Linked DNA regions of Mus musculus: region 1 is linked to region 2. A link is a loop called in an ENCODE intact Hi-C map of the cell type or tissue named here. Cell type or tissue: left cerebral cortex. All regions are shown on one strand. Links, peaks and the distances in the headings refer to the core of each region. The heading gives the core; the rest is flanking DNA. Region 1 overlaps Eps15l1 (epidermal growth factor receptor pathway substrate 15-like 1). Region 2 overlaps Rab8a (RAB8A, member RAS oncogene family).

Region 1 (15,291 bases), core at 5,220-10,219, 210 kb before region 2:
AGTAGACAGGAGACACCCAGCTCAGGCAGTCTTCCAGCCACTCTTCCCTCTCTGAGGTGTCCACTGATCTGCAAAAACCCTTGTTCAGCACCTAAGGTGTTCTCTTCCATGCATAATGTGATGTGGTCTTGCCTCTAAGGAAGGAAAATTAGCAAACAAACGTGGTGGCTGTCTTAGTCACTGAAGAAGCACGGCGACCTCAGCAAATCTTTTCTTTTTTTTTTTTTTTAAGATTTATTTATTTCATGTATGTGGGTATACTGTTACTGTCTTCAGAAGGTGACATTAGATACCCATTATCGATGGTTGTGCGAAACCATGTGGTTGCTGGGAATTGAACTCAGGACCTCTGGAAGAGCAGTCAGTGCTCTTAACTGCTGGGCCATCTCTCCAGTCTGACCTTAGCTATTCTTAAAAATGAAAGCATTTAATTGGGGCTGGCTTATACTTTCAGAGATTTAGCCCATTATTATCATGGTGGGAAGCATGATGGTGTGCAAGCAGACATGCTGGAGAGCTAAAGAGAAAGCCACTGGACCTGGCTTGGGCTTTTGAAACTACATAGCCCACCCACAATGACACTTCCTCCAACAAGGCCCCACCTACCCCAACAGGCCTTATCTCCTAATAGTCACTACCTATGAACGTTTGAGGGCCGTTTTCATTCAAACCACCATATTCCATTCTCTGGCCCCTAGGCTTATAGCCATATCATAATGCAAAATGCACGCAGTCCAACTTCAAAAGTTTTCATTGTCTATCACAGTCTCAAGCCCTGTTTAAAAGTCCAAAGTCTCTTCTGAGAGTCATGCAATCTCTTTAACTGTAATGCTCTATAAAACCAAAATGAGAACATAGATCTCATTTTACCAGCATACAATGGCACGGGATGTACATTACCTTTCCAAAAGGGAAGAAAAGGAATATAGTGAGGATATACTGGACAGAAGCAAGACTGAAAACCATCAGGGCAAACTCCAAACTCTGCATCCATGTCTGATAGCAAAGTGCTTTTCAGTGCTCTAATCTGTCCTGCTTTGGTGCCTGCAGCAAGTTTCTTTCTCGTGAGCTGGTTCTACTCTCTGTTGAAACTATATCCCATGTCTCTGGCATCTGCAACATTTTGAGGTCTCGAAGGCAATCCAAACTTCACTTTCAGAGCTTCACACAGTGGTTTCTGTGGGCTTCATGTAGGGACCCCCCTACTACCTGCCGGGCCTCAGTGGCTTTCCTTAGTCGTGGAGGGGGATTCTATAACCCTTTTCTTGTATCTTTTCCTCTAAAGCCAGAACCACATAGCCAAAGCTGCCAAGTTCTGCTTCTTAACCTGGGCTGGAACATGGCCTCCTCATTCAGTTACATCTTTAGCAGCTTTCTGTTTTTGATGGTTTCCTTCACTGCCTAAGCTTGGTTGTCCTGGGATTTTCTCTGTAGTCCGGGCTGGTCTTGAACTCAGAGATGTGCCTGCCCCTGCCTCTGAGTGCTGGGATTATGGGCAGCACTACCATGCCTAACTCTAAACTTTTTTAAAATTTCTTTTCAGAAGTTAGAAGCTTAACTGGATGAGGTCTTGCCCTTTAGGTCTTGGTAGGCACGAGACTCCGCTCCATCACACTTCTTGCAACTTCTCTCCTCAGGCTCTACCTTTTGTATTTTTCCTTGCTCAGCTTGCTCTTTTTTTACAATAGATGATATCTCTGGGAGGCCTGCCCTTTCTGAAGGGAAATGGAGGAGGAGTGGATGCGGATGGGGGAAGGATTAGAATGAGAAGGGGGAGGGGAAACTGCATGGACATGTAATATATAAGAGTTTAAAAACAAAAAAACAAAAAACAAAAAAAACCACCAGGACAGAGTCAATAATACTAGGCTGCCCTGGCATTTCCTCTGCCAACCCTGTTAATCCCAAACTTTTTAATTTAGCTTCAGGCAAATTTTTCAGAGAAGGGCCACTTTTTTTTTTTTTTTTTTTTTTTTTTTGGTCACGTTATTACTCTTTTTCCACAGTTCACATCACCCTCAGCACTGTCTTCTATGCTCCTACTAGGATGATCCATTAATCCCCCACTTAAGTCATTCTACTACTTTCCTAATCCAGAGTTCCAAAGCTCACGTGCAGCAATAAGCAGCAGGTGAGGACTTCACAGCAGTATCCCAGTTCCTGATACCAACTTCTGTCTCAGTCGCTGTTTTATCACAGTGGCACGAGCTTGTCTCCACAACACTTGGGAACTTGAGGATGGAGGACAGATCACATATTCAAGGCCAGCATGGGTCATGTAGGGAAGAACCTGTCTCAAAAACAAAAAAAGATGGGCTGGCTGCCAAGTGTGGTGATCCTGAATTCACATAACGAAGGAGAGAGCTGTCCTCTGATTGCCACACAAGTACCATGGTGTGGGTGCTCCCACTTAAATGTGTATAAGTAAGTTAAAACTAGAGATACATGACTATAAAACCTGTGACTCCTGAGCCAGAGTTGAACTACAAGTGTGGGCTGTGGATGCTTTCAGAATGGCAGTAGCCCCACCCTCATGGCTCATGTTCTCCCTTTTTTCTTGATCCTGTTAGGCACCTCTTGGACAGCTTTGAGCTTCTTTGTTTTCTTTCTTTCTTTTTTTTTTTCGAGACAGAGTTTCTCTGTATAGCCCTGGCTGTCCTGGAACTCAGCTGGCCTCGAACTCAGAAATCCGCCTGCCTCTGCCTCCCGAGTGCTGGGATTAAAGGTGTGCGCCACCACGCCTTTGAGCTTCTTAGGCAAGGGCTTTGCCACCAAGCTACATCCTTAGCCCATTAGTTTGTTTTTCTGAGTTAGGGTCTCATGTATTCAAACTTGCTGTGCAGCCAAGAATGATCTTGAATTCCTAGTCCTCCTGCTTCCACCTTGAATTGAGTGCTGGAATCACAGGTGAATTATATGTGCTGCGGATGGAGTCCAGGGCTTTTTGTGCATGCTTCATGAGCACTCCACCCACCAAGCCACAGCACTAGCACTCTTTTCCAAACCTTTTTTTTTTTGGGTGGTGAGGTTGGCACTCAAACCTTTACTGCATTGAGCCCCATCACAGCTTGTGTTTGCAAAATGAAAAGCAAAATGTTGGCACTGAGATTTACATCTGAGACAGGATCTCCCCATATAACAGAGGCTGGCTTCAAGCCCTCTATCTTCCTAGGTCTGTCTTGGTGCTGGAATGAGAGGCTGTGCCATTGGTTCCACTAGAGGCTGACTTTGGTCATGTTCATTCCAGAGGGGAAACATCACCCTGCTGGCCTCTGCTCCCCATGACCCCCAGACTCAAAGTGCCAGGGAGCTTTTCCTCCCAAGCCATAAATTAAATTCTCCCTGGAAACCCAGACATCTTGCTCTCACCAAGTAGGCAGACCTGGCTATGGATCCACACTACTTGCTCTTACTCAGTCTGGCTTCTTTCCTGGTAGGTGGAGGAGAAGGCAAAGTTTGATGGCATCTTTGAAAGCCTTCTACCAGTCAATGGGCTACTCTCTGGAGACAAGGTCAAGCCGGTCCTCATGAACTCGAAACTACCTCTGGATGTGCTGGGCAGGGTAAGGTACTGGGCTGGGTGTTTTCCCATCCTGCACTGCAGTATGCTTGACTGTTAACAATCACTATTCTCCCACCATCATGCACTGTACACCGGATGCTCCCTGTATGTCAAGACTGCTCTTCTGCCCCGGGAAGATGCTGGCACCCTTCCATTTTATAATGGGAGGTACAGGCAGAGGGAGAAGGTTACATGGACCTGTAACCAGAGAGCCTGCGCTGAGCCTAGCAGGAATCCTTCTTTTCTTTTGTCTATTTGTTTCTTTCTACTTGTTTGTTTGTTTGTTTGTTTGTTTGTTTGTTTGTTTTTAAAAAGTGTCTTCACAGGAGTGTGTATATATGTGAGGTTCAGAGGACAATCTTGGAAGCATTCCTAAACTGCTATCTACTTTTTTGTAGATTGGGTCTTTCAGTGGGCCTAGAATTAACTAAGTTGCTGAGCTGGGCTGACTGGCCAGAGAATCCAGGCATGATCCTGTCTCTGCCTTCCCAGCACTGGGTTTACAAGTGCATGCCACCACATCCAGCTTTAAAAAATAATTACATTGAAATTTCTTTTTTTCTTTCTTCAGTTTCACAATGGAGCCCTGGCTGGCTTGGAACTCTTTGTGTAGATAGTATTGGTCTTGAATTCATAAAAATCTGCTAACTATACTTCCTCAGTACTGGGATTAAAGGAGTGTGCCACCATGCTGCCTACATTTAAAAACTTAGTGTGTAGATGTGCACAGTATGTGTACACCACTGTGTATCTATGAAGGTCATTGGACAGCTTGCATGATCTGGTTGTCTCTATGAGGGGATCAAACTCACCTTTTCAGGCTTCCCAGCAGGCATCTTTACCTGCTGAGCCATTCCATTGGCCTTGCTTTCTCTTTTTAAGGAAATGCTTTTTCCTGCCTGTCAGTCTGGAGGTTAAGGCACTTTCAACTCACAGGTTTAGAAATAGTCTTAGATATTTCATTTTGGGTTTTATCATTTTGAGATGGGATCTCTTGCCTTCCATATTGGCTGGGTGTAACCTTAAACTCCTGATCTACCTCCATAGTACATTTCTTTATTTATGTTAAAGCCTCAGTTTTAGTGGGTGTGCAGTGCACACCATAATCCCAAAAGGCTGAGGCAGGAGGAGCATGAGTTTGAGGCCAGCCTGGTTGGCTGGATCCTGTATTGGGAATCCCTTATCAAAAATGAACTTCAAATTTGTTCTTATGAATGTGAAGTGTTTGGCTTCAGGTCCCTACTGCGGGCTCTGTTCTTCTAGAGGGTCATGGCTGCACCCAAGGCATCATCCTGGCAGTTTGCTTTATGGTATATGTGGGTCAGGCAAGCTTGTCATCTGTGGGGCGTTGCTACAGAGGGACTGAGGTCTTTCAGAGGCTCCTAAACTCTAGTAGAGCCTAAAAGCAACAAACACTGGTCCTCAGTGGCTCTGAGACTGTCTCTTAATGCCCACTAGATGTGCCTTTGTCTTCCAAGTTCTAGAACTATGGGCAGAACCTGTTCAGTTACATTTCAAAAGACTTTAAAGTCTGTGATATTGGGGCTGGGTCTTAGGGCTTATGACCTGCAGAGGACCCAGGTTTGAGTCAAATTTCAGTTGAAAGGGTTGCCTAGGAATTGAGCATGCTGTAGGAAGGGTGCAGATCTCGACCTTGATCTTCAGCACTCCATCAGAGCATGGTTTTCAGAGAGATGTAGGGTTAGGCTGCTGTTTTGGTTTCTTGTTTTGATAGTTTTAGGTAGGGTCTTAGTTACTGTTCTGTTGCTGTGAAGAGACTTCATGAACAAAGCAGCTCTTATAATAAAGCATTTAATTGGAGACTTGTGTACAGTTTCGGAGGTTTAGTCCATTGTCATCATGGTGGAAAGCATGGCAGCAGGCAATCAGATAAAGTGCTGAAGCAGTAGCTGAGAGATATATCCTGATCCATAGGCAGAGAGGCAGGGAAAGACCTGGCATGAGCTTTTGAAACCTCAAAGCCTAAGTTTGCAAATACTAACGGCATTCCCACCCAGCCCACCACAGATAGGATCTTGCTATATAGCCAAGACAGCCAAGAACTCTCTGTAGCCCAGGCTGGCCTTGAGCTTCCAATCCTCTTGCCTCAACCTCACAGACTAGTTTTTAAATGCTTCTTCTTTTCTTCTCTTTTCTTTTCTTTTCTTTTCTTTTCTTTTCTTCTCTTTTCTTCTCTTTTCTTCTCTTTTCTTCTCTTTTCTTCTCTTTTCTTCCCTTTTCTTTGTGTGTGATGTGTGTGTATGTGTGTGTGCTTTGTGTATGTTCACTTGTGTGGGTATGTTAGAAGACAGGTATAGAGCTCCCTAATGGCCAGTGATTGCCTTGGTCTCATGCTTGTGCTGGGTGAGCCTTAAAGCTCTTCCTTCTCACATCACTCTCCTGGATCTGTCTGTCCCCTTTAGGTCTGGGACCTCAGTGACATAGACAAGGATGGACATTTGGACCGAGATGAGTTTGCTGTGGTAAGTCCTCTGTGTCTTGTCCCCACCTTGCTGAGACCTAAGGAAGTGCCCACATTGGTTGGTGCTGCAGTCTTGTGTTAAAGTGTTTATTTTTACATCTTCCCAGTACTTAAAAAGGTTCAGGAGTACTCGAGAGTTCAGACTCTTTTATCCAGTGTGATTACCTTACAATGCCTGTTTCGCCCTCCTTTCTCTCTGTCTTTGTGGGCTAGCCTGGAGCTTGCTCTATAGACCAGGCTGGCCTCGAATTCAGAGATCTACCTGCCTCTGCCTCCTGGGTGCTGGGATTAAAGGCATGTGCCACCACTGCCCCGCCTATTTTTGTTTTTTTGAGACAGTCTCAGGTAATTGAAGCTGATATTTTTGTTTGTTTGTTCTATTCTGTTTTTTGGTTTTTTTTTTTTTTTTTTTTTTTTTTTTTTTTTTTTTTTTTTTTTTTTTTTTTGAGACAGGGTTTCTCTTTGGAGACCAGGCTGGCCTCAAACTCAGAGCTCTGTCTGCCTGTCTCTTGAGTCCTGGGATTAAACAATTAAAGCCTTTAGCCATCACTGCCTCCTTGAAGCTGGTCTTGGACTCTTGATTCTCCTTTCTCTATCTCTCAAGTTCTAGCATTGTAAATGTGTACAGCACCTGACTTTCCAGTTACATTTTAAAATAGACTTTAAAATCTGTGAGATTGGGGCTGGAGAAATGTCTTCGGTACTGCAGACCTGGTGTTGCAGGCCTCTTGCAAACCCAGCTGAGGTATAAATAAGACATGGAGACGTTTATGTGGTTTACAGCTTTGGGCCTTTTGCTGGGGCAGTCTCTAGCCACTTAATCTAACCTTGTATCGCTGAGACCCACCCTGTAGACCCACCTCTTTTACCTCCCTGCCCCACTCCAGTCCATGTCTGTTCCCTTCCTGTCCTTTTCAGTTTTCCTGCTGCCGCCGCCAGTATCTCTCCTGCTATCTATCCTGCGGCTCCCTCTCCACCTACAACTCCTGCCCTAGCTATTGTCTGTCAGCTCATTATTGCAACCAATCAGCAATGAGACAACATTTCCAAATTTCTTAGATCAGTCGCCTTTAGGCAATGGGGAGCTTTCCTGACCTTCATGTTTTGGGCAGATGGGAAGGGACTAACATACAAATTAGAAGCAGATGATGGGCCAAGTTTTTATGATAATGCCAAAATCCTGCCAGCATTTAGCTCTCACAGTAATCAACAGTTGAAAATACAGAGACACATCTTACTACAGTGTGAATACCCAAGTTGATTCCCAGCTTCCATTTGTGACTTGGTGGCTCACAGTGGTCTGTAACTCCAGCTCCAGGGGATTTGATGCACTCTTTTGGCCTTCATGGACACTGTACACATAAAATGTCCAGACACAGATAGGCAAAATACTCATAGATATGAAAATTACCCTTCAAAAGCTGTGATTTTTGCCAGTGTGCCTATCATCCCAGGACTCAGAAGGCTAAGGCAGGAGGATTGGGATTCAGGTCCAGCCTCAACTTTATACCATGACTTTGCCTCAGAATAAATAAATACATAGACATGACTTAGACCATCTCTCTCCTCTTGCAGTGCAGTAGCTCCCTGCTGTCTCACACTGTCCCCTCTAGGGGCATACTGTGTCTCCTCTTGGTGTCAGTGCACCTCCAGACTTCAGAACTTTGGAAATCATAAGCTTTGAGGCTGGTGGTCAACCTGCCTGCTGAGGGGAGGTATAGGTGCCTAGAGACTCAAGCAAATCTGTTACATATGTGAGCTTCACTTTTCCCTGTGTGTCTTTAGTTGTTACAGCTTTGATTGGTAATAAAGTAGTAATGATTGTAGTGAGGTAATTAAAACAAAGACTGGGCTGTTTACTGAGTAGAGTGCTTGCCAAGCATGCCAAAATCCTGTGGACACAGCAGGAAGGTCAGGAGTCCAAGGGCATCTTCAGCTACTTGGTGAGTGTGAGGCTATCCTGGGAAACTTGAGATACCTGTCTCACACTAGTCATGGCAGTGCACTCTAGTAGAAGTGCTAGGAATGTGTATTTTTGTTTCCGGAATTTTCTACATAACTTTTGCAGACCACAGGTAACTCTGATCTTAGGATGGAACAGACAGTGGCTGTGTGCTGTGTCTGGATGGCTGTCTTCTGTGTTCACTCAGCTGCCCAAATTGGACATGTCTTGAAGATGCAGAGGAGGCTGATGAGAGAGAAAAGATGAGCAGCTTCCTTAGAGCCTCTAGGAATCCCCATGGCTCCCAGACTGCATGAGGCGCTCTTTGTGTTCTGGGCCAACCCCCCCAGTGCCTTTTTCTTCTCATTGACACCACAGGCTATGCACTTGGTGTACCGCGCCCTGGAGAAGGAACCAGTGCCCTCCATCCTGCCCCCGCCCCTCATCCCACCCTCTAAGAGGAAGAAGACTGTGTTTGCAGGAGCTGTGCCTGTCCTGCCTGCTAGTCCCCCACCCAAAGACAGCCTCCGCTCCACACCATCCCACGGCAGCGTAAGCAGCCTCAACAGCACAGGCAGCCTGTCCCCGAAGCACAGCGTCAAGCAGGTCAGTGCCCAAGGCCTCTTGTATATCATTTCTCATCAGCAATAAAGAGAAAGCTTTGATCAAATTTTTTTAAAACCTTACTAGAGGTGTGGGGCTGGAGAGATGGCTTAGTGATTAAAGAGTACTGAATGCTCTTCCAGAGGACCAGGTTCAATTCCCAGCACTCACATGGCAGCTCGCAGCAGTCTGTACTTGAGCATGTGGTGCATAGATGAATGCAGGCAAAACACCAATACGCATTAAATAAATAAACAAACAAGAAAGAACCTTAAAAAATGAGTATGGTTCAGAATGAGCTTGCTTTCAGGTAAGTGGAATTGTTCCCTGGTGTACGTGGGCCTGGACAGTGCTCTCTAGTGCTCAAGTCCTCATTGAAGTGATCCAGTGTCTTCACAGAACCTGTGCTTGCTTGTGGACTCACCTTACTGACAACAGACTCTTTCATCTGTTTATCTGTTTATATGCATGCATTTGTGTAAGTATGTGCACACATCTTTATTTGGAGTCCACTGAGGATATCAGATGTCCTCCTCCATCACTGTCTCTCCATTCCTTTGAGGCAAGGTCTCTTGATCTCTGGGGCTCTTCTTTCTTTCCTAGCTGGGCTGGTAGCCTGCATACCTGAGTGGTCTCCCTGACTCTGTCTCTTGGTACAGGAGTTGTAGGCACTTGCAGGATGTCCTGCTTGTTTGTTACGTGGTTCTAGAATCAGCACTCCTGTCCTCATGTTTATGCATCAAGCAGTCTTAAACACTGAAGAAGCTCCCAGCCCTAGCCCCTGTTTTCTAACTGCTTTCAGTGCCCTAAGACTGAATGAAAGGATGAGGTTTTTCTACTGTAAGGTGTTGCATTGCCTGCTGTTTTGCTTTGTTTACATTGACTGCTTGAGCACACATGGGTGGGTACATGCCACAGCAGTTATGTGTGGCCTGAGTTCAGTACAGCACCTTCTAACCACAGGCCTGCCCTCTCACTCATCACACATCAGTGTGCCTGGCTCCGGCACTGGGACAAGAGCTTATTTTGTTGGTACAGTACCTAGGACTTTCTATGAAGAACATTTGGACGCTGGAAAGGCTGTCCTGGCAGAGGACATTATTTCCCTGTCCCATGAGCATTTGTGACAAAGAAATAATGTACTGCACAGAGCTGTAACATTGAGTCGGGCATTCTTAGTCATGTTAAGATGGGGAAAGTGCTTGGGAGGATATGCTCAGGGTCTGTGTACACGTAAGAAAGTGCTGAGAGCTTTGGTGTCCATGAAGGCTCAGTAGCTAGCATGTACTGACATGCCTCTTGAGCCCAAAGAGACTGCATAGGGAATGGCTGTGCAGCATAGAGAAGTCAGTAGCAGATAAATGTATCCCATGCTCATTAAGACTGGGTCTTGCTAGCTACTTGCTACTGGTGGCGCACGCCTTTAATCCCAGCACTTGGGAGGCAGAGGCAGGCAGATTTCTGAGTTCAAGGCCAGTCTGGAGTTCCAGGACAGCCAGGACTACACAGAAAAACTCTTTGTCTCGAAAACACCAAAAAGACTGGGTCTTGTTATAGTTCCAGGCTGGTCATGAACTCCTAATATTCCTGTCTCAGACTCACCAGAGCTGAGGGATAATCATATAGTGAAAATAAACAACAAAAAATGGAAACTGGTCAGCAGCTGCAGTTTCTTCCTGGATGTTTCTATCCTGAGACTATCTCCATATGCTATTGTTCTGGGTTTACAGGAAGCAGAAATGGTAGCAGCAGAGATCCCCCACTGACCCGAACTTCACTGTATGTGTGTATGTTTATCTGACCTTTTTTTATTCTCTCTGCTCCTAGCCAGGGTCCTGGACTGGGCTGTATGGTCCTGACACTGTCAGTGAGAAGTATAAGCAGAGCTGAGACTGGGACAGGGCTCACAAATAAGTCACTCTGTTGTAACCTGTTTCAGCCACCAGTGGCCTGGGTTGTGCCTGTGGCAGATAAGATGCGCTTTGATGAGATCTTTTTGAAGACAGACCTGGACCTTGATGGCTATGTGAGTGGCCAGGAAGTTAAGGAGATCTTCATGCACTCAGGCCTCACTCAGAACCTTCTGGCACACATCTGGTAATGATGGAAACATTGGTGGAGGTGCTCTGAGAGGCTGGGAAAGAGGGTGGGGAGGGCTCCCGTTTTCCAGGTGACAGTATACAGGGAGGTAGGGTCAGCCCTTATCTGATACTGGAGAGCTGTGTTGAAAATAGTCTTCTCCACAAGCCTTACCTTGTCACAGCCACCTGTAACGGTTACTCTGCCTGCCACTTGAGTAACCTCAACAAGGACCTTGACAGTTCCAGTGAGGTCCCACTTGGACATGGGCATTCCAAGTACATTGCACTGAAGTCGAGTGGGTCACCAGAGTGTGATTTTGTGGGGGGCAACTGCATTGCCAGTAAATGTCAGCCAGATGTGCTGGTGACCCCACAGCTGGTCCTCTTCCACATTCTGTGGACCCTGGTACCTCTTGAGACCCAAGGCCACATGAGATTAAATCAGAATGACATAAAGGGGTTGGGAGGTGTAGGTGAGGGTCCAACTCCTACTCTCCTATGGAGGATAGTTTTAGTTAGGCTTTCTATTTCTGTGATAGAACACCATGACCCAAAACAATGTGGAAACGGCTTGTTTCTGTTTACATTTCCAGATCACAGTGTCAGGCAGGAACCTGGAGGCAAGAGCAGAAGCAGAGGTCATGGAGGAGTGCTGCTTACTGGCTTGTTCCCCATGGTTTGCTTAGTCTCCTTATACAACTCAGGACCACCTACCCAGGGTTGGCACCACCCACAATGAAATTTCCAACCCCACCAATCATTAATGAGGAAAATGCCCCCACAGAGCTGCCTACAAGTCAATCTGATGAAGGCATTGTCTCAAGAGTCCCTCTTCCTAGATATCTCTAGGTTGTATAAAGTTTACAAAGCCAGCTAGCACAGGGACAGTCATCAGCTATTAGGTTGATTTTCGGGGTTCTCTTGCAAGTTGTTACAGCTGTTCTAGTGTAGATGGTGGCCACTGAATAACAAACACTTGGTGCTGGATGAGGGATCTGCCTTCATCCTACCCCTGTTAAGTGCTGGACAGAGCTGACATCTCAGAGCGAGGATTCTTCTGAACGTAACTGGTGTGGTCCAGTAAGTTAGCTTGTTCCAAACCAGAGCCTTGAGTAGCTTCCTGGCTGCTTTCTGACTGGATCAGGGAACTGAGTTGGTCACCTGAAAGAACCATCTTGAGTAACCCTAGCCAGGTAGGGAGGAGAGCCAGCACCAAGGGTCAGGGGACACTCAGTTGCCTCTTTAGCCAGCCTGCCTGCTTCTTTAGAGCTTACTGTTGCACTCAAGTGGAGAAGCCTCAGCAGCCTAAGCCTGCTTTGCGTTTATGCTCTGCAGGTAGCTGCTGTAGAGTGGGCCCATGAAGGCCTTGTGCCCACCTCTGGCAAGTGACTGTACTTTTAACCAGCAGTCAAAAGTGCTTGCCCTCACCAGGCCATGCAGTGCCATCTCATCTAGGATACTTCTGTTCTCCCTGGTTCCACACAAGACACAGGCCCAAGGCAAGCTCCTGCTGTCGAAGACTCTGTGGTCAGGGAGGGTGTCTTGAGACCTCCAGAGTGCAGCTCTCACTGGAGACCATGCACAGCCTCAACAGGAATGAGAATGTAGCCCTGCCCCATCTGCCCAAGGACTCATGGTCTGTGCTGGCCACTTGCATCTCTGGAGTACCTTGAACAAAATGAACCAAGAAAGCCTTGACCCTCACAGTCAACTAAAGGGGTGTGTGTTGTGGGGAGGTGTTCTTCCTGAAAGCAGGTTCTGTAGGCCAGAGCATTGCTCCCATGCACTCGTGACCATCCTTAAGGAAGTGCTCATCAGCATTGATGGGAACATGGAGGCAGTGCCCGGGGCTTGCTGTGGTCCTGGTGGGCTTGATAATCGGGGAGGGCTCAGAATAGGTGGCAAGTGCAACTGTGATGTGTAATTGCATCCCACATCTCTCCCAGGGCCCTGGCTGATACAAGACAAACGGGCAAGTTAAGCAAAGAGCAGTTCGCACTAGCTATGTATTTCATTCAGCAGAAGGTCAGTAAAGGCATCGACCCTCCTCAAGTCCTCTCGCCTGACATGGTGCCACCCTCTGAGAGAGGCACTCCCATTCCAGTGAGTAGCCAGGCATCCTTGTTTCTGTTCTTCCCACCACCCACCAGAAGGTGGTGCTCATGCCCCAAGACACCCCCCCACCCCCACCCCACCGCCCTCCCTTCCCCCCAGTCCTCAGTCTCCAGGCCACGTTTGGGGGTGGGACTAAGGGGATGGGGATCCTTTGATTGGGCCACCTGGAGTGTTCTCAAGTCAGTGGCCAGTGCTTTGGTCCCACTGACATGTAAGCTACTTGGCTCCCTGTGACATTTCAAGTTTTAATTCTAGGACAGTTCAAGTACTCTGGCATCAGGAGAGTTCACTGGTGTTAAAGAGCTGGATGACATTAGCCAGGAGATCGCACAGTTGCAGAGGTATGTGGCTGCCTACTTTTTGGTGAGTCCCGATGCAGCAGTCTTATGTCCGTTTACCCATAAGCCTTTGAAGGAGGGGAGGACACAAGTCTTCTCAGATCTATTTCTGCTTGAATCATTGATGCTCTGAGTCTATATTATTCAGGTAGCCTCAGTCAGGCTGTGGCTACATAGTTGCCTAGGGATACAAACAGCCGAGATGAGAGTCTAGCACACAGCTTAGGTGACAGACTTAAGTCTGGCACACCTGCTGTACACAGTGGAGCAGTTCCTCATTGCCCTTTTACCAGAAGCCAGCGACTGTCATATCACTCCATGCACTCCCCCTGGCTCCCCTAGCCCAGCTTTGCTTTCTATTCTTGTCCTTCAGGAAATTCTTCACAACATATCTTTGATTCCCACAGTACCTCCTCATAGCCCACTGTCCCTGCAGTACTGGATGGTGTTCATCTGCAATTCTTTGTCCCCTGTGCCCCTCTTTGTTGAGTGGCCCATCAGTGTCAGACTACTGAGTGCCTTTGATTGGATGTGGGATATAGGAAGTGGTTTCTCTTAGTGTGACAGTCACAGAACTAAGTAGTTTGGTGACATGAGTATAGTAGCTCATAGGGAGGGTGTGCAGGTGCCTGTGCCAGCTGTCCGCTGGTGTTGGAGCCCAAGGAGAAGGTATATGCCTGGACTTCTCGCTAGGTCCTTGCTGCTCTGGATTCAAGCTCTCCATTTCCTTGCTGACTTGTCAGCTGGGAGCCCCTTGCTAATGCTGGGGACCACTCCTACTCCACCCTGTCTGCCTCCTGAACTTCCAGAGTTTTTCATCCATTGTTTTTAAACCTGCAGAGAGAAATACTCATTGGAACAAGACATCAGAGAAAAGGAAGAGGCAATCAGACAGAAAACCAGCGAAGTACAGGTGTGGATGCTGTGCCTCAGCTCAGGCCTGCTGAATGTAGGAAAAAGTCAGAATTGTGTGCTGAATATATGACAATGCTTTGGGATTTCGATGTGTTTTTGTTTCCTTGGTGACATTGGGGATGGAACCTGGGATTTCACTCATAGCTGGTAGGCAGCGAGTATAAAACTCCAAGCCTAGTCTGTGCCCAGGTGCCAGAAGTAGACCCTAGGGCCTTATACTCATCCTTGACAGGCACAGGGACGGAGGCCCTCCCCACATAGTGTCTAAGGCTGAACCACAGTCCAGCCCAGGGTCTGCTTTAACCTCTTATCTGGGAACTGTTGTTACCAGTGCCAGTCAATACCACCCATTTCCATAGGAATTACAAAATGACCTAGACCGGGAAACTAGTAGTCTGCAGGAGCTTGAGGCTCAGAAACAGGATGCCCAGGACCGCCTGGATGAGATGGACCAGCAGAAGGCTAAGCTGCGGGACATGCTGAGTGACGTGCGGCAGAAATGCCAGGATGAGACCCAGACAGTGAGTTCACGGTGTGGCCAGTGTCCCCGAGCTTCCCTGACAGCTCTTGCCAGCAGATGACAGAATGCCAGCTGAGAAATATCTAGGCACCTGAGGCCTGATCTGTGAACAATCCTTCTGTTCCTAGGGATCAGGTTGCAAAACTGCATGGCTTCAGTAACTATGCCGTGGATGTCCTACAACAGGGAACAGGGCTGCAGATGCCTCTGCCTCCTGCTGTGACCCCTTTTATCACATATTATCTGCTTTCTCTAACTGCAGGTCCTGTACACTGATCTCTGGCTATGCAGACTCCTTATGCTTTATACTTATTCATTCGTGTGTGTGTGTGTGTGTGTGTGTGTGTGTGTGTGTGTGTGAGAGAGAGAGAGAGAGAGAGAGAGAGAGAGAGAGAGAGAGAGAGAGAGAGAGAGAGAGAGAGAATTTGTGGATATATTTGTGTGTGATCAGAGGACAGCAGGGAGATTTTGGTCTGGCACATTATCCACCAGCTATATCTCTAGCTCCACACACAGTGAGAAAGAAAGCTTGGTGTCTTTCTGTCTTTCTGTGTCCTGACTTGTAAGTCCTTTTGGCTCTCACTTCAGATCTCATCATTGAAAACCCAGATTCAGTCTCAGGAGTCAGACTTGAAGTCCCAGGAGGATGACCTGAACAGGGCCAAGTCAGAGCTGAATCGGCTGCAGCAAGAGGAGACACAGCTGGAGCAGAGCATCCAGGCTGGACGTGCAC
Region 2 (15,291 bases), core at 3,813-8,812:
GGTACAACATTAGATGCCAAAGTTGAAGTAGAAGGAATAATGGGGTACCTCTTGTCTGTGAACTTTGAGAGGCTGAGGCAGGAGGGAAGCTATATTTGGGCCAGTCTACGCTGTACCCTATCTCAAAAGGTGAGCATGTGTGTGAGCAGCATCATGGCTCAAGGGATAAAGGCACTCACTGCCAAGCATGATGACCTGAGTTGAGTTTGATCCCCAGGAATCACACACACACACACACAGAGAACAGTCCCCCCCCCCTTTTTTTTAAGTTCAAAAAATAGAGAAGTTCTACTACCTCAACATTGCCACACTGGGCTTGAACTGTGAGCCCAAGAACCCTGGAAGGATATGCAAAACATGATACCACACACTGGTATATTACTCAACCAAAAAAAAAAAAAAAAAAAAAAAAAGGAAGTTCTGTCCCAGGCTACAACTTGTATAAGGTAAAAACTTGCTACTGCAGGGTATGATAGCACTCACCTTTAATGTCAGCATGTGGGAAGCAGAAGTAGGTAGATCTCAGTGAGTTCAAGGCCAGAGTGCTCTACATATCGAGTACAGGGTGGCTGGGGCTACATAATGAGGCCCTGTCTCAACAAAACCATCCATCAGAAGCTGTTGCTCAGCAACATCAGCCAGGAGCAGAAGGGTTTGTGTAACCACACTGGCACACAGCTTGGCAGGCAAATCTACAGACAGATGACAGGCTGCCAGTGGCAACTCACCAAGGGGGACAATGGGAAGTAGTGGCCTGTGCATGAAGACTAGGCGATAAAACATATTGTAATCTTGATGTTGGGGAGGATATTTTAAAAATCTGTGATTGTTAAAAACATGTCTGCTGGGCGTGGTGGCACACACTTTTAATCCCAGCACTTGGGAAGCAGAGGCAGGCGAATTTCTGAGTTCGAGGCCAGCCTGGTCTACAGAGTGAGTTCCAGGACAGCCAGGGCTATATAGAGAAACCCTGTCTCGAAAAACCAAAAAAAAAGAAAAGAAAAAAAAAAAGAAAAAAAAAGTCCAAGGGCTTGAGACAGCTGGTGGTTAGGAACACTGATTGCTCTTGCAGAGTACTAGGATTTGGTAGGGCCCCCACATGGTGGCTCACTTGTAAGTGGCTCTAAGGAACCCAAAATATCTCCTGATCTCCAGGGGCAACAGGCATGAATGTGGTACACAGTCACATATGTAGGGAGAACACATAAAAATAAATTTAAAAAGCCTCTTCCAAATCCATATAGAGCTCACACTAGTCTTTTTCTGTCCTAACTTCCCCAGTACTGGGAACAGCCTAAATAGGTCTCATGACCTGCTCCTTGGTGCCCTTTTTATCTTAGATATTTTCATTATTACTCTATTATATCGAAAAACAAACAAACCCAAACATCTCTCTGCTCAAAGGCTAAAGTAGAAATTTCTGGTTTCTTTGGAAACTATTATATCAGATGATGTTTTGCTGAAGCAGACACGGGTTAAAGGATATTTTGTTTAGACAGAATATAAAAATGACCCCACGGAGAGTGGAGCAAGGCTCTAGCGTGGGTTTGCTTGCTCTGCCTGGCTAGTCTTCACTGACAACGCTCTTGTATGGGTTTGCTGATCTTTGTGTTTCCTAACTCCATAGAGAGTAACTTGTCAAAGAACTTCTCGTGATATTCCGGTGGTTTCCACAGACTCTGGACTGATTGGCAGAGCCTCAGTTTCTTCTTGATAGTACTCCTGGTGCTGATTCCTGTGTGAGTGCTGACTGCCGAGCGACTGCTGGCAAGAACGATTGAAACAGCCCCAAAGAACTATTTCTAAACAGGCCCACAACCCCCATTTCCTATTAACTTTTCACTTCTACAACCTCTGGTAGGTGGTGGCTAGAAGGGAGGTTGAAGTGTTTAAGAACCCTTATTAAAGTAGGTTTTTGAAAAATCTAAGTCAACAAAAGGGGCTATGATTTTCAGCAGACCGTGGGCACCAAATCTTGTCCTTGCACCCTGCTTGGTAAACACTGGCTTGGAACCCAGATTACAAATATGCCTGGCAGGACCAGATATGCTGAGCTCTTTCTGAGGGCCAACTAATTCTACAGGGATGTGAGTTATGCTATAGATAGGAGGCAGTTTTTTGAGAGTCTGGCCTGCATTATGTATGTCTGTCCATGTGTGTGCATAGTGTTGGAGCCCAGATGTGTCAGTCCTCTGGGACTGGAGTTAAAGATGGTGGTGAGCCACCAGGAGGGCGCTGGAAATAGAACCCGGGCTTCTGCTAGAGCAACAAGTGCTCTTAACCACCAAGTCATCTTCAGCTCCTACAGGAAGGATCTTAAGAGTGCCACTTTGTACAACTTTATAACCAGTGTTCACATCTTGGTTGTCTTCCTCACCCACTCCCCATCTTCCAGGCATCTTCCTCCAAACTATGAGGTGGGAGCTGTGACCCACTTTGTGGCCCACAATGATATGAGCCAGCTGGGTTTGGTGAAGACTGCCTGCCATTCCAGCATCATAGAGGCTGAGTCAAGAAGATTTGCTGCAAGTTCAAGAACAGCCTGGGCTACATGATGGCCCGATGCAAAACAACAAAAACACCCCACAAAAAGCAGATCCAGCTCAGCATGGACTTAGGAGGTGGTGGGACCTTTAAGAGGCAGGTACTTTGGGGAGTATGGTGGAGTGCTTCCCAGGTAGGAAGTAGGCAGTAAGAGCCAGAGGGGAGGATGTGTGCAGTGTTTGCCAGACATGACAAGTAGCTCACTGATTCTATGACTGCAAGCACAAGACCACCAAAAGACCATGCCAGCCAAAATCCTAGTGTGGATGGGGAGGGAAGGATGATGTCCCACCCCAAACTGAGGAGACACTGGCAATAGATGACTGCTGGCTCATTTGTTAGAGCTGCGAGTGCTCAACTGCAGAGCCACCTCTCTAGGCCTCAGGCCACTTTTTGCTAAAAGGCACCTATTGAACCTGTAACCAATCACAGCCACCTGGTGGTGCTGCACAGGTGGAACTACTTCTTTTTAAATGCACTTTAATCTAATTTTCTGAGTGCACTAGTCAGTGTAAACATGGTACATCAGAGACTCCAGGGGAGGGCAGGTGACTATTGCTGGTACGTTGGTTTTAATTTCAAAAAAGGGAGAGATTTTGATACTGACAGCTTGGACTGACAGCAGCTTGGAGCTTGGGGGAAGAGTTAGAGTAAAAAGAAAGGTGCTCCCAAAGGACACCCTCCCACCAGGACATCAGTCCCACCAGGACATCAGTCCCACCAGGACACCCTCCCACCAGGACATCAGTCCCACCAGGACATCAGTCCCACCAGGACACCCTCCCACCAGGACATCAGTCCCAATCAGTCTCCCCAGGAGGACAGAGCTGTCACATCACAACTGGGTAAAGACAGCAGGGGAGCGCTGTGCCATGGAATGCTTGTCTGGGACTCAGGGACCAGGTGCCCTGTGGGCACAGGGCAGTCATTCTGGTTCCCAATTTCCCAGGTATGCTGCTAGAAAATCAAAGACAGATTCATTTCATGGTGTTAGGAATCTGGAAAAATAAAAAAATCATCTTAGATAGAAAATGAACATCCGATTAGAGCCAGCCAGAGAAGATTGGGGAGGCGGTTTTGGTGCCACTGAGGCAGGTGGCCCAATGACAGTGGGTCATGGGAGAATGGTGGTGACGTCACCTCAGTCTGAATCGCAGACTCCCATCCTGCTCTGGCCATGGAAGCGGTCCACTTCTTCCAAAATCCTCTAAGTGAGCTTTCCTTAGTTTGTGCTTCCCTTTGGTTTGACACGTAAGGAGACAGTGGACATGGCTGTCACTTGTCCACAACTGAGAACAGCTGAAGGCAGGTGCAGGCTTGTCCCTCAGTGGCCCCGGTGGTGGTGCTTGGAGTATGGGGGCCAGGCAGGCTGGGCACTACCGCTGGCTACCTTCTGTGCTGGAAGGACAGAAGGCTGGAAATGGAGGCTGCCGGGCCCCCACCCAACCTCTCTCCATCTGTGCCTATGAGGCAGGGGACGGATAGGCCTGACTGGCAGATGACATAGGAAAAACAGCAAAATTCTAACTCTCTCCATCTCTGAAGGTGGAAAAGATCAGACGGTTACTAAAAAATAATCAATTTCTCAATCGAGTCCGGGCAGCCGTGTCCAAACATCAGAGGTGGAGGCTGGCCCGGGGCAGGCACAGTCAGCTGGGCTGAGCACAGGCTCAGAATGGGCAGAGACCTTGTCCTCACAGGAGACTGCACCGGAAGAAGCTGGTCCTCTTCTGCTGCTCCACTGTGATCTTGACTCCATGGCTGCTCCCCTGCGGGCTGTTCCCTTCCTGAAGTCACAAGTTTGCCTTGTTACTTACTGTGGCTTGTCAGCTCTACCTACTACCCACAAACAGCTGTCAAATGGTCTGTCCATAACTGTCCAACTAATCACTCCACCATCCATTACCCTAGATCCAATCACCCACTAGCCATCCATCCATCTATTTGTCCCCCTGATGTTCAACCATTCCCTGCTAACTTACTGTCCATCTACTCATCGAATCTCTATCTTCTGAATCACTACCCACCCCCTATCCAATCCCCCACCTACCCATTATCACCCTTCCCACTCCCCTATGATCGATCACATCCACTCAAACTCTTGCAGTCATTCACCCTCAAAATCTGCCACTCTCTTCCAAAAGCATCCCACTGTCTCCTGACCGTTCATTCACCTTCCACGGCCCCCAGGCTGCTTTCATCTGCTTCTCACCATCCCCCAGGCCGTTACTCTTTCTTTTTTCCTCCCCACCAACACCCAGACACCTCCTTCCACACTCTTCTGTTTCTTGCTGCCACTGGGCAATGACCTGAGGACCCTGATGCTGGTCAAGTGCTCTATCATTAGCCACATCCTCCAGCGATACAATCATCTTGTTTTCTCCTCTGCTCCTCCTTCCTCCCTACCTTTTCCCCATCTACTCACCTATCTATGCTAAACACCCCTATCGTCTATCATGGAGGCATAGAGTTTTCTGCCTCTTGTGCTCCAGTGGTGCAGAGGTCCACCTGTTGCTAGCAACACAGGAGCTAAACGCTAGTCCTTTTCTTACAAAGAAGGTTTTTAAAAATTAGATTTACGGGCTGGTGAGATGGCTCAGTGGGTAAGAGCACCCGACTGCTCTTCCGAAGGTCCGGAGTTCAAATCCCAGCAACCACATGGTGGCTCACAACCATCCGTAATGAGATCTGACTCCCTCTTCTGGAGTGTCTGAAGACAGCTACAGTGTACCTACATATAATAATAAATAAATAAATCTTTAAAAAAAAATTAGATTTACTTATTTTTGTGCGTGTGTGTGAGCTCGTTTCTTCCAGTATAGGTCTGCTATCAAACGAAGCTCTGAGTTGTGTGCTGTACTGCCTGCCTGGTACATAGGTTGTACAGGGAATGCTGCCGTTTAGATGTAAGCATGAAGAGATGCCACGAGTCCACCTTGTGCCTCACTGGTGGCTCAGAGCCCAGTTGAACGTGTGGGGCAGGCTGTATTTCACGCATTCTGTTGGGTGATCACACTTCAAAGAGCCTCAGGAGCCGGGCGGTGGTGGCACACGCCTTTAATCCCAGCACTTGGGAGGCAGTGACAGGTGGATTTCTGAGTTCGAGGCCAGCCTAGTTTACAAAGTGAGTTCCAGGACAGCCAGGGCTATACAGAGAAACCCTGTCTCAAAGGAAAAAAAAAAAGAGCCTCAGGACTAACCATTGTTCTCTGATCTCTAGTAACACAGGTAGGTCTGGGGAGGGTAAGAGCTTAGGGGACAGGGTCACATTGTATTCCTAGTGTCCCCAGGCTTCAGTGACATGTTAAGCTCAGTCAGGAAAGCTTTGCCTTCTTTTCTCAGCAATGGCCTGCTAGGCTTGAAAGGGTCGCAGTGATGGCTCAGTCTGAGGTTGACCCCCAGCAGACATCAGCCAGGTGTGGAGGCTGGATAGCTCACAAGTTGGAGCACCAGTGGCTTTTGCAGAGGACCTGGGCTTGATTTCCAGCACCCATGAGGTACAGCTTACAACTATCTGTGACTTCAGCTACAGGGATCCCATGCCTCTGAGGTACCAGCATACATGTGTCCTCCCTGCCCCAAAAGGGAGACTCTAAATAAAAACAAATAAACAAACAAACAAACAGATAAATAAATAAATAAGCGTTGAAGAGCTGTTTAGAGCACTGGCTGCTTTTCCAGAGGACCTGGGTTCAATTCCCAGAATGACATGGTAGTTCCTATCTGTACCTCTGTTCCTATCAGTCTCTCTGGCCTCTGAGTGCACTAATCATGCATTTGGTGCAGACATTCATGCAGGCAAAACATTCATACTATGAAAAAGCCAATAAGATAATACTGTAAAAAAACTGAACAAAGACCAAGCCAGGGTGGTGGTACTTATAATCCCAGTGTCAGGGTAGGAGAGACAGAAGGGCCCGAGGTTCACTGTCCAATCAGAGATCTTGTCTCAAAAGCTAAGGTGGGAACTGAATGAAGAGCACACTGACACTGACTTCTGGCTGCCATTTGCGCATGTACACACATGCAGACTGACACACACACACACACACACACACACACACTCTCACTAGGATGGCAGGTCTGGGCAGTGATGTGCTGTCCCAGTCAAGGGTGGCTGCATCCTACAGAACCCCACATGGAGGAAGGACTTGGACTCACCAATTTTTTGTCCATTTTTGCTTTGATATCCCTGGCAAGAGTGAAAAATGCCTGTGGAAAGAACAGGCCGTCAGCACCCTCTAGTGGTGGGAAGTTATTGGCTAGAGGGAAGGGAGGTCTGCCTCCTGTCCCCAGTCAGGCTCCCATCTGTCACCCCCTGTAGAGCACCTTGGAACAAAGGCCTTCCCCCAAACCAACAATCCTGTGAATGCGAGCAGGCATTATTCTCAGTTGGCCCTTGATGACATGAGGCTCATAGACCATGTGATTTGCCCAAAGGTATTGCGTGGTTAACTGGTTCAGAAGGGTCTGGAAGGATTATCTATCCATGGCTATGTTCTGTCCATGCCAATTCCTTTTTTTAATTTTAATTTTAGAGAGTCTAGGTTAGCCTTAGACATCTGTAGCTGAACATGACCTTAAATCTCCTGTTTCTTCTGCCTCCACCTCCAAAGTACTGGGACAACAGGCATCACTATCAAGCCTGGTTCCTCCTCTCTTTAAAGAACAGCTACAAATTCCAGTTTGCAAATGACTGCTGTCCCATGGAGGGGACAATCTGAGGTAGGTTGGATTTAGCATCTCCATGCAGTGTTGGAGACCTGGAAAGTGGGGCCAGGGGAGAGTGCATGGAGATGGGCTGGCCTGGACAGGGGAACAAGAATCTGATGGCAGGAAAGGAGTGTAGCAAAGGCTGGGGAGGGCAGGCCCAAGTGGCTTATGGGAGGAGTAGGAGTGAAGGGAATTGAACAGGACAAAGGCCTTGGCCACCGTCCTCTGGGTACTTTGTGGAGTGATGTGAGCGATTTAGCCCCCGCCCCCAGTCTTGATGTGTAGCCCAGGCTGGTCTCAGCAATCCTGCCTCAGCCTCCTGAGTGCTGAGATTACAGGTAGCTCTGCAGGTCTGTTTTTGAGTGTCACTAGGGCTGTGTGAGAAAAGCTGAGGGCCAGGTGCCAGGCTGGCACTGCCTTGGGGACAACATAAGGATGAGGGCACAGCACTGGGACCTGGATCCTCACTGGGGATGTGAATTAATAGTGTGGCTGAGAGGAACACAGCTGGGTGTAGGTAGTGGGTACTAGGTACTGGAATCTGAGCTTTGATTTCCCTCATTTGCTGAGCTAGTGAGACTGTGTCTTGAGTGCCTGACAGAGGGCATCCTGAGCCAGAGGCCAATCCCTCTGGATACTCCAGGCTGAATCTCCCAAAGGAAAGCCCCTCCAGCCCTGGAGCACTGATCCCACAAGCCCATGGCTCCCTGCAGGATCTGACTGGACTCACATTCTCCACATTGATGTTGGCCTTTGCACTGGTCTCCATGAACTTGATCCCATAGTCGAGTGCCAGCTGTAATGAAGGCGACACATGAACACAGTGTGGACTCCCATTGTTTCCTAAGGAATGGAAACTGGGATGGGCTGCTACCATACTCAAGCTAAGGGTGTTACCTTCACTGTGTGATGGTACTGCACACCACGTGGGGAGGGTGCAGAGGAGAGGAATGTGGCATAGCCTAAGCCAGCTCTGTTCCCTGCTGTGATGCCAGCTGTGCCTGGCCTTGCTTGGTTCTGGTGACAAGATAAGAGTTCACTGCCAAGCTCTCATTGCTAGCCACGAGGAAGCTCTGTCTTGCCTAGGGTTATCACCTCACAAGGATCTCTCTATCTCAGGCAAGTCAGGATGGCAAAAAGACTAGGAAGAAGCACCCAAGCTGAAAACGATCACGAGGGCAACACCTACCTTTTCTCCCCGTTCCTTGGACACCTGTCTCTTGTCATTCACATCACACTTATTCCCCAGTATCATCTTCTCCACGTCTGCAGAGGCATGCTGAGAAGAGGGCAGATCAGGGTCAACGTGGAGGGCAGGGTGTGGACTGCTTGGTGGCTGGCAGCTCATGTCCCTAGTGGTTGAACACTTCTTGACTGTGCAAATGGCTTGCACAGATCATGGTCACTAGGCTCCAGAGGCATGACTCCCAGAGCAGATGCTCAGAGACCTTATCCACGCCCTCTAGAGCAGTTCCATGTTAGCTTGTGAGCCATCCCATGCACACACCATGCTACATCTGGGTTCCATGATCTGGGTTCTAGGAATTGAACTGAGTATATCAGGCTTGCTGGCAAGTGCCTTTATCCACTGAACAACTTGCCAGCTTAAGTCCCAATGCCGGCTTGGATCTTTCAACTTTCTCTTCTCTATACATTCTAGAAACAAGGCTGTGCCTAGAACAGGCAAGACTTCCTGCTAAGTTCTTGCTGAACACCCAGGCTTGGCTCAGCTCTGACTGCTCTCCTAGAGATGGGTCCCTCATCAGTCCCTCCAGCAGCTCCTCTGTAGAAGAGACCATGCTTCCCAAAGGAGAGAATATCAGAGAGCAGCTCTGCTGTAGGGGAAACTCATTCTTTGCTCCCTGTCATACCTCCTGTCTGCCAGAGGATCACTCAGGGTATCCCCAAAGCCAAAATCAGAACTCCTCTTTTGACCAAGATGACTTCTACAGCCAGGGCAAAGGCCTGGTCCCAACACAAGCTCAAAGCTCTCAATTTCGTCTCTGCCTGGCCTGGGTGCCCACCAGTCTTGGGTCCAGAGCGAAAAGTGCTCCTTTGTGGTTTTGTAGACAGGTGAAGTTCTTGACACCTTAGATCCAATGCCCCACCTGCTTAGTCATCAGGGCTATAGGTGGAGCTGGCCAGGGAGGGAATAGGTGTGGCTAGCACCTGGACAGAGGACAAAGTTGGCTTTGGGAGGGTAGGCTGGACTGGCTGCCTCTTTATCCCTTTATAATTCAGGGTCTCATTCTATGACTACCTGTTGTCCCAAATGTGGACTTGGACAGGCTCATACCCTGTTGCACAGCAGCTCAAAATGTTTGGACCAAATGCTCATGTGACCCCAAACAGAAATGATTGTAAGAGCAGCCAAATAGCACTGTGTGGCTTGTGGGCCAATGATGATTTCAGGTGGACAGCAGGGGTCTTGGTCCTATTCCTCTCTCTCTACCTGTCTCCCAGGTTCCTGGCTCCGAGTCACAGCCCAGGAGAGGAAGCAAAAGGGTACACTCACCTCTTCAATGTTCCGAATCCAATTCCGGATGTTGTCAAAGGACTTCTCATTGGTAATGTCGTAGACCAGCATGATACCCTGGTTGGGGAGAGAGTGGGACATGGACTTTGAGGGTCTACAGGACAGGCAGTGTACCCATCAGGACTGGATGTGGCCACTGTTGGAGATGACCACTGTCTTGGCCAGCCAGTTAGCTGTCATCTTCTCTACCTACATAGTGACCTTTCTGACTCCCAAGCTAGACCTTGAAACACTTTGTAATGAGCCTTGCTGGCTCCCTATGCCAGCACAAATGTGTGCCTGGACCCTCAAAGACCCCCAGACTCAACCAGTGCCTCTTCAGGATACCTGGCATCCTATCTACTATGTGCTAGGCTTACAGCAGGTTGGGCTATGTACTCAGGCCCTGCCCTTGGAAGGGTCGGGACCCTACCATGTCTGACCTCATGTGCCTTCCAGTGACTCAGAGCTGAGATCTGCTTTCTGAAGAGACCAGGATAAGTGGTCTCTTCAGATCCCTAATGAATATGAGGGGATACCTAACAGAGTCCACAGATCCAAAAGACGCAGAAAGTGGCCTCAGCCCAGCTTAACTCTACTGACTCACTGCTACTATAGAGGAGAAACTGAGGCATAGGAAGATAGATCTTTTTGTTAAGATGGAAATCCATGAGACCTGAGTGCTGGCTCATGCTTGAAATAATACTCAGAGGCTGAGGCAAGAGGACTCTTGCAAGTTGAGATCAGCCTATGCTATATGTAGATCCCCCCTTCTCCCCCCCCCCCCACACACACATACACACAAGCCTCAGAGGACAGAGGACACTGAATCAGAGAGCAATCACCCTCTGATAGTCTGGTACAGCCCTGGATTTCCTTATGTAGCTTCAGGAGTGTGTGTGTGTGTATAGGTCAAAAGAGAATTTGCAGGAGTCTAGGCCTGGGTTTCCTATGAGGCGCCTACAATGGCTTAGTTGGTAACACTATCAGGAGGCCCACATAGGATGAAGCACCGTGTGTTTCCAGGCTGTAGCTGGCTGGAGCCTAGGCCTTGCTTGCCCCTCTCCCTCAGGCATCCACTACAGGGGAGAGTCTTTTGTAGAATGCAGCAGCCCATCTCTAAGGCTGCCCACATTTGCCGTGGAAGAGGAAGGACCAGCCGGGGCATAGGTCAATGGCAGGCCCGAGTCAGGGCCTGGGTTCCATTCCCAGTCCTGAAACCAGAACCAAATAAAAACAAAGTGACATGGGCTTTTTGTGTGAGCTGTAACTAGCCCGCGCAAGCTATAACTAATAATTCACTAACTAATTTTAGCACCCAGGAGGCTGATGCAGAGGCTCACTACAAGTCTGAGGTTCAGAGATGATGCCAAGAGAAAAATCAGCCTGGGTATGACAGTGTTTGCCTTTAATAGCAATACCCAGGAAAAGGGAGGGTCAGGCAGGTTTCTGAGTTCAAAATCAAGCTGGTCTACATAGTGAGTTCCAGGTCAGCTAGGGCTACACAGTGACACCCTATCTCAAAACAACAAAACAAAAAAGTGTATGTAGCTCAGTTGGCAGAGCATTTGCCTAGAATGCATGAAGCCCCAGGTTCCATCATTGGCTCCTTGTAACCCAGGCATGGTTTACATGTATGTAAGGTGGCACAGACCTGTCATCTCAGCATACAGGAGGCTGAGGCAGAAGGATCAGAAGTTCCAGGCCAGCTTAAGCTACACAGTGAGAACATGTTTCATCAAAACAACACTGAAGTAGATTCCCACCGTCTTGGTGCTGGTTCGGGCACAGCCAGTGAATCCGTGTGTGAACTCAGGCTGGACTGCCAAGTCTCAGGATCCTGTCCACACCTGTCCGCACCTGATCAGGGCATGGCCATGATCCAACGAGAACCAGGCTAAAACTGAGGGTGCTACCAGTCATGGGGGGGAGGTGGGGAGAGGCTCAGGGAGACTATCTGAGTCTAGAGAGGTCCAAATAGCTCTCTCCAGAGGACAGAGGTACCCCTGACCCCAGTCCCCAGGAAGGGCAAAAAAAAAAAAAATTAACCTTAGCATAGAAGATGCTATGGTTGCAGACCATAGGACTGAGTCTCCAATGTTGGCTGCCCTTCCTGGGATGCTCTAAATACTTAGTCTAATGTCACTATTCATGCCTGTTGATCCCAGTCCTCATTAAGTTCTCAGGCCTCCACGAGGACTGAGACTCACACTGTGCTCACAGTATGGATAGCATGCTGGCAAGAACTGGGAGCCTGTGGCCCTAAATGGCTGGTTGAGCTACAGAAGGCACAGGTGAAAGAATGGGACTCTGGGACAGATATCCATTTGTTTCCCCAGGAATGTGGGGACATTTCTGAGAGGAGGTAGGTTGGAAGGTGGCCCAGGATTCTGGGTAGGACTGAAGTGGCTCCTCCTGCTTTCTTTGTTCCTTCACGCATTGTTTTGCATAGTCTCACACAAGCAGCACCTGGTCAGGGTGGGAACCTGTTCTTTCCTGTCTCCCCCTCTACCCTTCCCCATCTCCACAGGGAAAATATGTGGGGGTGAGTTTGCTAGTGCAGGTCCAGGTGGAAGATGGAACAATGATAACCCCAAGTAAGTCCAAACTTCAAGTTGTTCTAGTAAATTCCAGAGTATTAATGGTCTCTGTGGAGGCTAGCCGAGGCTTGCCTTCGCCTGAAGGATGGTTCCCTGGTGCTTCTCTCATCCCTACACTGGGTCTGAGGTCCAGAGGTTATTATATACGAGGAGATAATGTTTCAGAGAGCCAGTCAGGGCACACTGACCTCTTTAAAGCAAGTTCGGGTCCTGAGTTACCTAAAGAGTTGGAACACAGGCTCTGCAAGACACAAAGGTTGGCCAGGTATGGTGGCACACACCTGTGATATCCTAGCCTGGGGAAGCTAAGACAGGAAAATTGTGAGTTTCCAGCCAGCTTGGACTACAAAGTGAGTTCTGGGCTAGCCTGGTCTTACTGGCAAGTTCCAAGCCAGTGAGAATCACTCAAGGAATAATGTTGGAGGGTGACCTGACCTCTGGTTTCCACAGTCATGTACACACATGCACACACAAATACACACAACAACATTTTAAAAACATATAAAACAAACTGTGTGCACTTGGTAAGGTAAGACAGAAGGATTTTGAGTCCCAGGCCAGCTTTGGCTATATTGTGAATTCTAGGCCAGCCTGGGCTATATCTTGGGACTGTTTTAATAAGATGAGACAATAACAACAGAAGCCGATCACTCAGGCCTTACTACTACTACTTGTTTCTACTTCAACAATAAAAAGTCAGTACCATGGCACCCCTGTAGTAGGCTGTCGTGATTGTTCGAAACCGCTCCTGGCCGGCCGTGTCCCTAGAAGCAAAGATGAATGGTATTAGTGACACCCTTGGCCTGCTGGATTTCTCCCTTGAGTCCCTCCTGCTCAACAAAGAGTCACCTCTGTTCCTGTGATTACACAGAAGGGCATATGGAATGATAGACCAAAGCCCTTCCGAGCCCCCTGGTCGAATGTCCCAGTGGCCTGTGCCCCCTCTACCCTTCCACGTATTAGCTCCAAGGTATGTCCTGGGGTCCCTGCAGCCAATGCTGAGGGTAGGCCGTAGTCTTGACTGTCAGAAAGAGCAGGGTGAGCTCAGGGGCTGCTGCTCCAAAGTGCATTCTGTCATTACCTGCATGAAGGAGGTTGTGTCCAGGGAGGGGGCATCTGAGTTAATGCCACCTGCATATATGGGGTGTGTGGTTTACAAACAGGTGTTTTACTGAGCTACATACTCATCTGTCATCCTGGCACTAGAAAGGCCTAAGCAGGAGGACTGTAAGTTCCAGGCCAGCCTGGGATTCACAGCAGGACACTGTCAGAGAGTAAGAAAGGGACAGGGTGTACCTGGTGGTAGTGTTTGCCTAGTACATACAAGGTCATAGTTCCATCCCTAGGTCTGGAAGAAAGTGACTTACTGAGCCCCTGGCTCTTCCTGAAGGCCCTGGCTGTCTGGATTCCACAGAAAGGCCCAGTGCTGACTCCGAGCTCTACATCTTGCCTGCAATGTTTTCTGTTATTTTTATTGTTCGTGAGTGCCAAAGCACAGGCTGGAGACTTGCAGAAGTCGGTCTTCTCCTTCTAGGTCTAGGTCTTGGGATTGAACTCAGGGTCAACAGGCTTTGCAGAAAGCACCTTTACTTGCTAAGCTATCTTGCTGGCCCACTGACTTTGAATCTTATTTTACTATGGCACAGGGGATGGAACTCAAGTGTTCTATGTATGCTAAGGCAAGTGCTCTGCCACTGAGTCCTGTTCCTAGCTCCAAATCTCTCATCTTAATGTTAATGTTAATTCTCAGATGACTTGCTGGTGGAACTTGCAGAGAACATACATGGTGAAGAATGTTAATCGCTGCCCAGGCCAGCCTTCTAGTGACTCTTCTCTTGGCTGAGAATGCTGAGCGGTGAGGTGGAAAGGGAGGAGCTGGGGCAGGAGGCTTGGCTGGCTAGGACTGTCACTTTGGACTTGGGCACAAAGGCTGCAGCATGGCCACTGTGTTGGAAGTGGAGGACTTCTATGGGTTGTAACTTACCATGTGGCCAGGACTGATGACTAGCTAGAGATAAGGGGACCCAGGAGGCTCCCCTAGAGATACTGACAAGCCAGGTGATGGCTCATGCTGAGACTAAAGAGACCTGAGCATGCCATGGGGGAGGGGCACCTAGGCTCTTTGTTCCCTCCCAGGGGGGCCTGGCTGGCTGAGTGTTTGATTACACTCTTCTGTTTGGTTCTGACACAAGTTTTCACTAGGTAGGCCACGTTGGCCTAGAACTTGCTGTGACCCTCCTATCTCTGCCTCATGAGGGTTGGGATGACAAATGTATACCACTGCTCTTTAATGTGACTTGGGTCTGTTTGCTCAAGGCTGGCTGAATTCAGCCTTCCAGGATGTTGGATTACTTCGCAGCCCACATCAGTGATGGGGTCCTAGATGCTCACAGTTTCCTAATTGACCCTGGCTGCCAAGGTTACCCCCAGGGCTGAGGACTATGAGTACTTCTGGCTGCTGGGTCTGGCCTTAGCTTTAAGGTTGTTTGTGGGTTTCAGGTCCACACACCAGGAAGTGAGGCCTCAGTTCTCTTCAGTGGAGAAAACAGGAAGTGGTGTGAGGCCTTGAAAATTTGGGGTGAGGCCATGGGCTCAGAAGGAAACCCCCAGCTGGGTGTGGTGGTGCACATTCGTCATCCCAGAACCTGGGAAGCTGAGACTAAAGACTACAGTCCCAGGTTACCTTGGGTTACCTAGCATGGTGAGACACTGTCACAAAAAAAAAAAAAAAGAGGAAATTCATAGCCCAGGATTCTTATGCTACCACCTCTGCCTGCTTGCTCTCCAAGCTCCTTGGGAGGGCCATGGCTTATGGCATATCTGCTGGGTACTGGGCCTCTGGGATCCTATCCATTCTCGCTTATGAAAGTTTCCAGAATTTTCTCTTTTAGTGTTATCTTTGCTACCTCCTGGCATGGA

The links. Hi-C counts contacts between places; a loop is a spot of excess contacts. Peaks named below come from ENCODE experiments on the same cell type or tissue, not always from the same donor. Only the 100,000 strongest peaks of a DNase experiment are listed, where the experiment ranks them.
Region 1: a loop joins it to region 2, with 2.7 times the contacts of the local background. A loop is called at or near these places in 3 of 42 quality-filtered maps.

Annotation. Positions count from the first base shown.
Region 1 is chr8:72,380,162-72,395,452 of GRCm38, reverse strand. It overlaps Eps15l1 (epidermal growth factor receptor pathway substrate 15-like 1), which reads left to right. Exons shown (of 24, transcript NM_007944.3): 7 at 3,438-3,563; 8 at 5,986-6,045; 9 at 8,365-8,592; 10 at 10,529-10,686; 11 at 12,617-12,773; 12 at 13,041-13,126; 13 at 13,964-14,036; 14 at 14,398-14,559; 15 at 15,147-15,291. Among named protein-coding and RNA genes, the nearest start is that of Gm46043, 27 kb to the left of the region's middle. In left cerebral cortex, for the core only: a CTCF peak has its summit at 7,633; no DNase peak of the experiment used is centred there.
Region 2 is chr8:72,169,085-72,184,375 of GRCm38, reverse strand. It overlaps Rab8a (RAB8A, member RAS oncogene family), which reads right to left. Exons shown (of 8, transcript NM_023126.2): 3 at 13,076-13,136; 4 at 9,773-9,850; 5 at 8,447-8,536; 6 at 7,988-8,053; 7 at 6,706-6,756; 8 at 3,010-4,331. The coding sequence ends at 4,239. Among named protein-coding and RNA genes, the nearest start is that of Hsh2d, 13 kb to the left of the region's middle. In left cerebral cortex, for the core only: a CTCF peak has its summit at 6,787 (motif pointing left); a DNase peak (open chromatin) is centred at 6,777.